2 separate regions of the Homo sapiens genome follow, and region 2 is linked to region 1. Evidence: read pairs that join two places in POLR2A ChIA-PET (ENCODE). Cell type or tissue: PC-9. All regions are shown on one strand. Links, peaks and the distances in the headings refer to the core of each region. The heading gives the core; the rest is flanking DNA. Region 1 overlaps GLG1 (golgi glycoprotein 1). Region 2 overlaps GLG1 (golgi glycoprotein 1).

Evidence for each region. ChIA-PET counts read pairs that join two places held together with the same protein. Peaks named below come from ENCODE experiments on the same cell type or tissue, not always from the same donor. Only the 100,000 strongest peaks of a DNase experiment are listed, where the experiment ranks them.
Region 2: POLR2A ChIA-PET joins it to region 1 with 11 read pairs; 4 of 35 experiments call an interaction of 5 or more read pairs at or near these places.

The regions. Positions count from the first base shown.
Region 1 is chr16:74,554,183-74,558,578 of GRCh38, reverse strand. All of the region lies in intron 1 of GLG1 (golgi glycoprotein 1), which reads left to right. Among named protein-coding and RNA genes, the nearest start is that of GLG1, 51 kb to the left of the region's middle. RefSeq lists a silencer at 821-1,021. In PC-9, for the core only: no CTCF peak of the experiment used is centred there; a DNase peak (open chromatin) is centred at 1,998.
Region 2 is chr16:74,454,464-74,458,859 of GRCh38, reverse strand. GLG1 (golgi glycoprotein 1) reads left to right here. Exons shown (of 26, transcript NM_001145667.2): 24 at 866-986; 25 at 2,105-2,211. It also overlaps the pseudogene RNU6-237P. Among named protein-coding and RNA genes, the nearest start is that of CLEC18B, 35 kb to the right of the region's middle. In PC-9, for the core only: no CTCF peak of the experiment used is centred there; no DNase peak of the experiment used is centred there.

The DNA of each region.
Region 1 (4,396 bases), core at 186-4,185:
GTGTATCCATGGAAACATGGGCGAAAGCCATGCAGGTTAAAGTCAGACTCAAATGTTGTAAAGCAGGTGCTCAGCGAGTTAACAAATATTATAAAATCCTAAATTATACTTAACCTTTTTGGTATAATCTTCAGTAATACAGTTCAAACATTTGTGCACACACTTTCATTTTATTATCCATTATTCATAATTGAGCACATGGAAGGCTGGCTTAACACCTGAAAGCAATCTGTTACATTGAGATGCTTCTTTTTGCTGATACTAACACTTGCATTTTCCCCCAAATCCAATAAAATACTCTAATAATTTCACAGAGATGCATCAATGTGGTGATACTGCCAAAAGTGAAATGTTGGTGAGCCAGTACCACCTTCACTCAGTAGCTCAAAAGTTTGTCAGCTGGTGAACACAAAATATAAAATCCACATTGAAAAGCCTCTTAGGTACATAAGTATATAATATATGAAAATCAGACTGTGAAAGTTGAAGACCATCTGTGAATAAAAATGCAAATATTTTAAATTTTTAACTACCTACAGTTTCAGGGTTTTACTGCTTTCCTTATGTGTGTGTCTAGCATTTAAAATTTTTCTATTTTGTTCAGCATATGTTCTTTACAAATGAGTGGTATGTCTTCCATAAAAAAGGACTCATTATCCCCTCAGCACAATCTTCAAGACAGGACACTTTCTATGGCCAGGCCTGGTGGCTCACGCCTGTAATCCCAGCACTTTGGGAGCTGAGGCAGATGGATTACTTGAACCCAGGAGTTGAAGACCAGCCTAGAAAGCATGGTGAAACCCCAACCCTACCAAAAAAAAAAAAGACACACAGGACACTTTCTACCAAGGAACCAGCTGGCTGCTTCCAGATAGCTGCACCAGACTTCTTTCAGATGCTTCTGGGATATGGTCTTCTGACCATGTTCTTTAGCCTCCTTTGCTTCCTGTTACCTGCTCAGTCTCAAGAGCTCCTGACTCAGGCTTTTGGTCTGTTTTCCTGAAATCTTCTGCGTCTGGACTAGTATCTGAATTAACTATGCCTAGAGTTTTGGCCTACTAGTATCTGCAAAGCATTCTCACTTCCACCTGCTCACACTCTTGGGCTAAGTGGTCACCCATAAGTAAGCCTATGCTCTGGCCCCTCCCCAGACCTAAAGAGAGCTTCTTGCCTCTCCCCAGACCTAAAGAGAGCTTCTTGCCTATTTTGCTATCTAAAGACCTCTATGATTAAAATTTTCCTTTAATTGAGTCTCACAGCTTTACTTCAGCACACTTACTATTACATAGTAATGGATAAGCAGGAAATAAAGATCTACAAAAGTCAAACAAATCATATATAGTTATAGAAACATTTGTAATATTTGAGGTAAGGATTTACAAAGCTGTTTTATCAAAGGTCCTGGGTTTCTTCTAGTTTACTTAGCTCTTTATACAATGATTGTAATAACCACAAACTTTTTGCTAACCCCACACCAATTAGGGGTGCTGTTGAAACTGGTCAGATGCAAAAATATAAAGATTCTTTCTACTGCTTATCTTTAATGTATGGGGAGTAAATCTTCCTCCTGCCAAATTATAAAGTACTTCACTGTTCCTGAGCAGTGAAAATTAGAATATATTTTATTTATGAGAATGCATTTAAATAATTGCTGTATTATTTAAAAGCTATATTATTAGAGTTGTTCTTATCAGCCTACATATGGAAATAGTCTGTAAACAGACTGTTACACAGTTTCAGCTATTCTCTTACTCATTGGCTAAAGACTATTAGGTTGTAATAATAATATTATTTTATATATTTTTATTAGTAATAATATTTATTATAATATATATATTTGAGACAGAGCAAGACCTTGTCTCAAAATTATGTATATATAAAATAATAAAAAAATAATAATATTATTCCAACCTGCCACCCAGGTTGGAATGCAGTGGTATAATCCTAGCTCACTGCAGCCTCTGATGGCTAGGCTTAAGCATTCCTCACACCTCTGCCTCCCCAGTAGCTGAGACCACAGGCATGAACCACCACGCCCAGCTGACTATTTTATTTGTAGAGGCATTGTCTCACCAGGTTGCCCCAGAGTGTATTAGATTATTTTGTGTATAATCTGTATATTTCATACTAAAGTTGGTTTAAATAAATTGTTTGGGTTAGCCCCAAACAAAACCAAAAATTTTATGGAAAGAGGTCCATTTTTCCTAGTCAAAGAACTTTAAATTTTCTAGTAAAGTATTTAAAGTCATGATTTATTGTAAAATGGTAAGATAATCAATAGCTACTTACTGTTGCTTGTTTCCAGCACCTAACTGTATATCTTATTGTAATGGATCTTTCCTGTAGGACTATTTCACTTTGTTATAGTAAGAGTAAGAGGGACATTTTGTGATTTAGGAATTTGTAATTAACTGTTAACTGTAATATAAAGTAGGCGATTTATTCTTACCAGTGGCTCATGCCTATAATCCCAGCACTTTGAGAGGCTAAGGTGGGAGCATTGCTTGAGCCCAGGAGCTGGAGACTAGCTCAGGCAACATAGTGAGACCCTTCTCTACAAAAAAATTAAAAATTGGCCTCATGTGATGGCATGTGCCTGTAGTCCCAGGGATTCAGGAAGCTGAGGCGGGAGGATTGCTTGAGCCCAGAAGAGTGAGGCTGCAGCGAGCCATGATCGTGCCACTACACTTCACCCTGGGTGATACAGCGAGACCAAGACCCTGTCTCAAAAGAAAAAGAAAAAAAAAAAGATGAATTATCACCAGCTATAATTGTCTTTGTGTGACTTAGTGACTTGATTTTTCCACAGAAATCTTTTAAATCTTAGGCTAATTGTTCCTGAAACCCAGCATGTTTCTTTTCTTTCTTTCCTTTTTCTTCTTTTCTTTAGAGACAGGGATCTCTCTCTGTTGCCCAGGCTGGAGCACAATGGAGGAGTCACAGCTCACTGTAGCCTTGAATTCCTGGCTTAAGTGATCCTCCTGCCCCAGCCTCCCAAGCAGCTAGGACTACAGGCACACACCACCACACCTGGCCAATCTTTTAATATTTTTTTGTAGAGATGAGGTCTCTCTGTGTTGCCCAGGCTGGTCTTGAACTCCTGGGCTCAAGCAGTTGTCTTGCCTCAGCCTCCCAAAATGCTGGGATTATAGGTGTGAGCCACCGCACCCAGCCTGGAATCCCATTTTAAATGTACTGATGGAGTTGACAATGTCAAGGAAACTTGCGTTAATTTTTAAATTTTGTTTTTTGTGTAGTGGATCCTTTCACAACATGAATAATTGCCCAATTTTATGTTCTGTCAATCTAGGACAGACCACTAGATAAGACAAGATTATAATTTGGGGAGTTGGCTTTCTTGATCAGTTTTCAGTGAAGGAAAAGTTACAATTTGTAAACTTATTTTTAACACCACCATAGTGATCATTTGATCAGTTTGTGAGAATGGCCCATCTGGTGGGTATCTCCAAGCACAGTTACAACTGTTTTTTCTTTTTTCCCGTTTTATCACAAAGTCTTATAAACTGAAGGCAATTATATGTTTTTATTATTTATTTATTTTAGACACAGGGTTTTGCTCAGTCGCTCAGGTTGGAGGGCAGTGGTGAGATTATAGCTCATTGCAGCCTCAAACTCCTGGGTTCTGGCAATCCTCACACCTCAGTCTCCTAAAGCACTGGGACTATACGTGCATGCCACCATGTTTGGCTGCAGTTACATCTTTTTATGTTAGTGTGTGATCTTTATTTGGGCATCTGTCAGTAGGTCCACTGTTGAACAGAGAACTAGTTAAAGTGACAAACAATGATGTCATTTGCTTTGCAAGTTGAGGAAATGAATATTAATTAGATATATCCACCAAAATGTAATTTTATTCATGCACTTTACCAAAGTTCCTTTCTATACAATAGTTCTTTTCTTGGCTGTTCATTTTCATCGTGATTTAATGAAGTCCCATCTGCTCAATTTAAGTGACCATCTTACATTTAGCCAGAATATATTGAGAAAAGTGCTGGAATCCCTCTCATTTTTTTATTTTTCTTTTTTGAGATGGAGTCTTTTTCTGTCACCCAGGCTGGAGTGCAGTGATGCAATCTGCTCACTGCAACCTCTGCTTCCTGGGATGAAGTGATTGTCCTGCCTCAGCCTCCCGAGTACCTGGGGTTACAGGCGCCCACCACCGCGCCTAGCTAATTTTTGTATTTTTAGTAGAGATGGGGTTTCACTATGTTGACCAGGCTGGTCTGGATCTCCTGACTTCAAGTGATCCGTCCGCCTCGGCCCCGCAAAGTTCTGAGATTACAGGCGTGAGTCACGGCGCCTGGCTCTCCTCCCATTTATTGAGGAAATCCTGTCTTAAATCATTTTGTAACAAAGTAGGGTTTAAATAAATAAT
Region 2 (4,396 bases), core at 314-4,313, 100 kb after region 1:
GTTCCATCATGTTGATATTCCTCTCATTCAGGACATCTGTAAACACAAATAAGAATTGCTCTTGTAGTAGATGTTATGCCCTGTCCTTTCTGTTTTTCTTTCTGAGGACAACAGAGGTAAAGTAGAACATTTTGTAAACAAATGTGCCTTTATCTAATTGGTATTTTTTTGTTTTTGTTTTTCTTTGAGATAGGGTCACACTTTGTCTCCCAGGATGGAGTGCAGTGGTGCAGTCATAGCTCACTGGACCTCAAACTGGGCTCAAGCAGTCCTCCCACCTCAACCTCCCAGGTGGCTAGGACCACAGGGCACACGATTATGCCCAGCTAATTTTTTTTTAAATAATTTTCTATAGAGATGGGGGTCTTGCTGTGTTACCCACACGGGTCTCAGACTCCTACCTCGGCCTCCCAAAGTGCTGGGATTACAGGCATAAGCCACCACCCCCAGTCCCGATTGAGAATTTTAATATAGCATATTACTCTGATTTTAAGATTTCACGTTTTCATATTTCTTAAAGTAACACAGTAATTGTATCACACCAATAAAAATATTAACGTTTAGGTATTTTAAAATGATACGACATGACATACGGGAATGCCAAAAACACAAATCTGATCTTACAGTCACTTACAGTCCCCTGCTTTTTTCCAACACACAGTTTTGTATCCCTAAAAGTAGTTAGTTACTCAATTAAATTCTGCATTCTGTACATCATCACCACCTTGCAACCTGTCCCAAAGTGGTCTCTGTTGTTAGCCCTCAACTTCCCCCCTTTTTTATTAGTATATGAAGTATTTACAGACAACAGATCTGATGCATTTCCCCTTCAAAAGCTCTGTCTGCAATGACCCTCCCTTTCCAGGAAGTGCTAAACATGCTGAAGGAAAGCAAAGCAGACATCTTTGTTGACCCGGTACTTCATACTGCTTGTGCCCTGGACATTAAACACCACTGCGCAGCCATCACCCCTGGCCGCGGGCGTCGTAAGTCTCTGTGTTCACTCTTGATCCTGTCTGAACTCTCTTGGGAAGAGCAAAGACTCCCTCTTAGACATCAGTTGCAGCTACTGTGGTCTGTATGGTCTGTAGTTGTAGCCCAGTCATAGACAACATTCCCTGGGGACCTGGGTGATGCCAAAACTAGACCTTTATGGCATCATGAATTTAGGAATAAGCCTGCGAGTTTGAACTGGCCTTGTCATGACTGGAGCTAAAGATTTGATGAACAGGGAGAATTGAGGTATTTATTAGGGAAGCAGAAGTTAAAGTCATCATCATGGTCCTTTTCCTGGTGCCGAAACTAGAAGCCAGCTTCACACACTTCCCCGGTGACGACAGTGGACTCAGTAGACAGGTTCTGTGTGAGGAGGGAGCCAAGGCAAGTGTGAGAGTTCTTTTTGAGCCACGTATACCCAATAAAACTAATAGAAGTTGTTTGTTTGTATTTTTATTTATTTTTTTGAGACAGAGTCTCACTCTGTCACCCAGGCTGGAGTGTGGTGGCATGATCTCAGCTCACTGCAACCTCCGCCTCCTGGGTTCAAGTGATTTTCCCACCTTAACCTCCTGAGTAACTGAGACTACAGGCACCCACCACCATGCCTGGCTCATTTTTGTATTTTTTAAGTACAGACAGGGTTTTGCCATGTTGGCCAGGCTAGTCTCAAACTCCTGACTTCAAGTGATCCACCCACCTCGGCCTCCCAAAGTGCTGGGATTACAGGCATAAGCCACTATGCCCAGCCTGTTTTCGTTTTAATTTTTTGAAACAAGGTCTTACTATAATGTAGTCTCAAAGTCGTGGGCTCAAGGGATCCTCCTGCCTCAGCTTCCCAAGTATCTGGGATTACAGGTGTTTGCCACCACACCTGGCTCTAAAAATAAGGAGGTTTTAAGAGAGGCTTCGGACGCCAACCCTGGAGGTTACATATCATTTCTCTCCATTGTTGGATCCTGGATCAAGTTTCCTAGTATGTATTTAACTTTGTTGAGCCTGCAGATCTGAATTCTCTGGTGGTTGTGCACCCTCTTCCTCATCTTTACAGAAATTTCTCTATTCTGTACAGTTTCAGGTTCTTCTTATTATTCATTTCCTCCCACAGAAATGTCCTGTCTCATGGAAGCACTGGAGGATAAGCGGGTGAGGTTACAGCCCGAGTGCAAAAAGCGCCTCAATGACCGGATTGAGATGTGGAGTTACGCAGCAAAGGTAATGACCAAGAGAATCTCCTTTTTTAAAAAAACAAAAAAATATGGAACACTTCACCAATTTGCATGTCATCCTTGAGCAAAGGCCATGCCACTCTCCTCGCTGTGGCTGTCCAGCCTCTTTTAGATATCGCACTGGTCTTGTCCTTATTGTGAGACTAGCAATAAGTGCGTTTGAAAACGTGGTCAGGGCCGGGCGCGGTGGCTCGCGCCTGTAATCTCAGCGTTTTGGGAGGCCGAGGCAGGCAGATCACGAGGTCAGGAGATCGAGACCAACCTGGCCAACACGGTGAAACCCCGTCTCTACTAAAAAACAGTAAACATGGTCAGTGTGCTTTTAGAATTCCTTGGCTGCCCGTGAGCCTGGAGCCGTCTCCCTGTGCATCGGGCTGTCTGCAAGGCTTTGCCAGGGCCCTCCTTTCTCATTTCGCCCACTGTTCACCGCTGAAAAGTGAGTCACCCAAAGACAAAAGAGATGTCACACCCATGGCAAAAGAAAGAAATCCAGCCTCGCCTATGATGAAGCTTGCTTTTATCATTTTACAGTCTTTAGGAGAAAAATACATATTTGAGGCCAGTACTCATCTGGTCTGGAACATGGAGAAGAAGGGGATGAAGAAAGACTGTAGGACACTCATGAATGTGTATGATACCCAGGTAGACTTGGGCTAGGGGTAATTTTTCCTACAGAGGTTCAGCCTCAGTGAGAAGAATAACAGTTCTTCTCGTGCATACATTGCTTTGTAGTTTACATAACGCTTTGGTGGACGTATTGCCTGATTTGAACTTTGAAACCCTGTGAGGTAAGTATAATGACTGTTTCGTCACTTTACAGTGAAGGAAACTGACTTCAGAGGTCACGACTTGCCCAGAGTCCCTCTGGTTTTTAGAGCCATGCTTTTGTATTGACTCATATTGGGATAGACATCTGCAGTGGCCTAAGATCAAGAGAGTAATCCCAGGACCACCCCTCCTTCCTGGCCAATTTTATCACCCTTTTACTTCCAAGTCAAGGGTAACAAGTCAAGAGGAACAATCAGAGAAAGTCTTCATAGGTCGACAGCAGGAAGGTACAAGGGAGGGCTCCTGTCTGTCACAGTAGTCAACACTCTCCTCACCCTTCTGCCAAGGGAAGAAAGTTGCCTTTAAAGCCGGTGGCTCAGGGAAGCGGCAGCAGGAGATGCTGCGTTACTTCATTCTGCCTCATTGTGTCCAGTCCTTTGAGCTGTGTATTATTGCTTCAGAGTGACTCAGAGTAATTCACGGCTTGTTTTGTGTTGGCAACTATTGGAGCTCAAATCTCATTCATCTCACGCCTCCCTACTCTGTTCTGTGTACGTGATATGAGCATAGAAACAGCCCAGATGCCTCTGGGCCACACCATCTCAGCAGCCAGGCTGGGATGCAAAAGAATGGGGACATGTGCACCTGGGGACCCTTTTGGTCCTGATTCTGCCATAGCAGGCTACCATCAAGGTCCGTTAGGGAAAGCAGTGGAAAACTGAGGATGAAAGATAGCTGAGGTTAAATTATAAATGTCCACAAGTGGAGGGCGGTTAAATATATTCTGTCAATATAAGTCTTGTTTGCGGTGCAGTGGTGTGAACATGGCTCACTGCAGCCTCGAACTCCTGGGCTCAAGTGATCCTCCTTGAGTAGCTGGGACCACAGGTGCACGCCACCACACCCAGCTAATTTTATAATTTTTTGTGGAGACAAGGTCTTGGCTATGTTGTCCAGGCTGGTCTCGGCCTGCACATTGTTTTTGATGTGGGAAATGCTTATGATATAATGGTGAATGAAAAAAGTCAAAATACAGGCTGGGTGCAGTGGCTCACACCTATAATCCCAGCACCTTGGGAGACCGAGGCAGGAGGATCACTTGAGCCCAGGAGTTCGAGACCAGCTTGGGCAACATAGGGAGACCCCATCTCTAACAAAAAAAAAAATTTTTTTTTTTTTTTTTTTTTTTTTTTTTTTTTTGGGGACGGATTCTCGTCCTGTTGCCCAGGCTGGAGTCCAGTAGTGCAGTCTTGGCACACTGCAACCTCCGCCTCCCGGGTTCAAGCAATTATCCTGCCTCAGCCTCCCCAGTAGCTGGGATTGCAGGCGAGCGCCACCACGCCCAGCTAACTTTTGTATTTTTAGTAGAGACAGGGTTTCACCATGTTGGCCAGGCTGGTCTT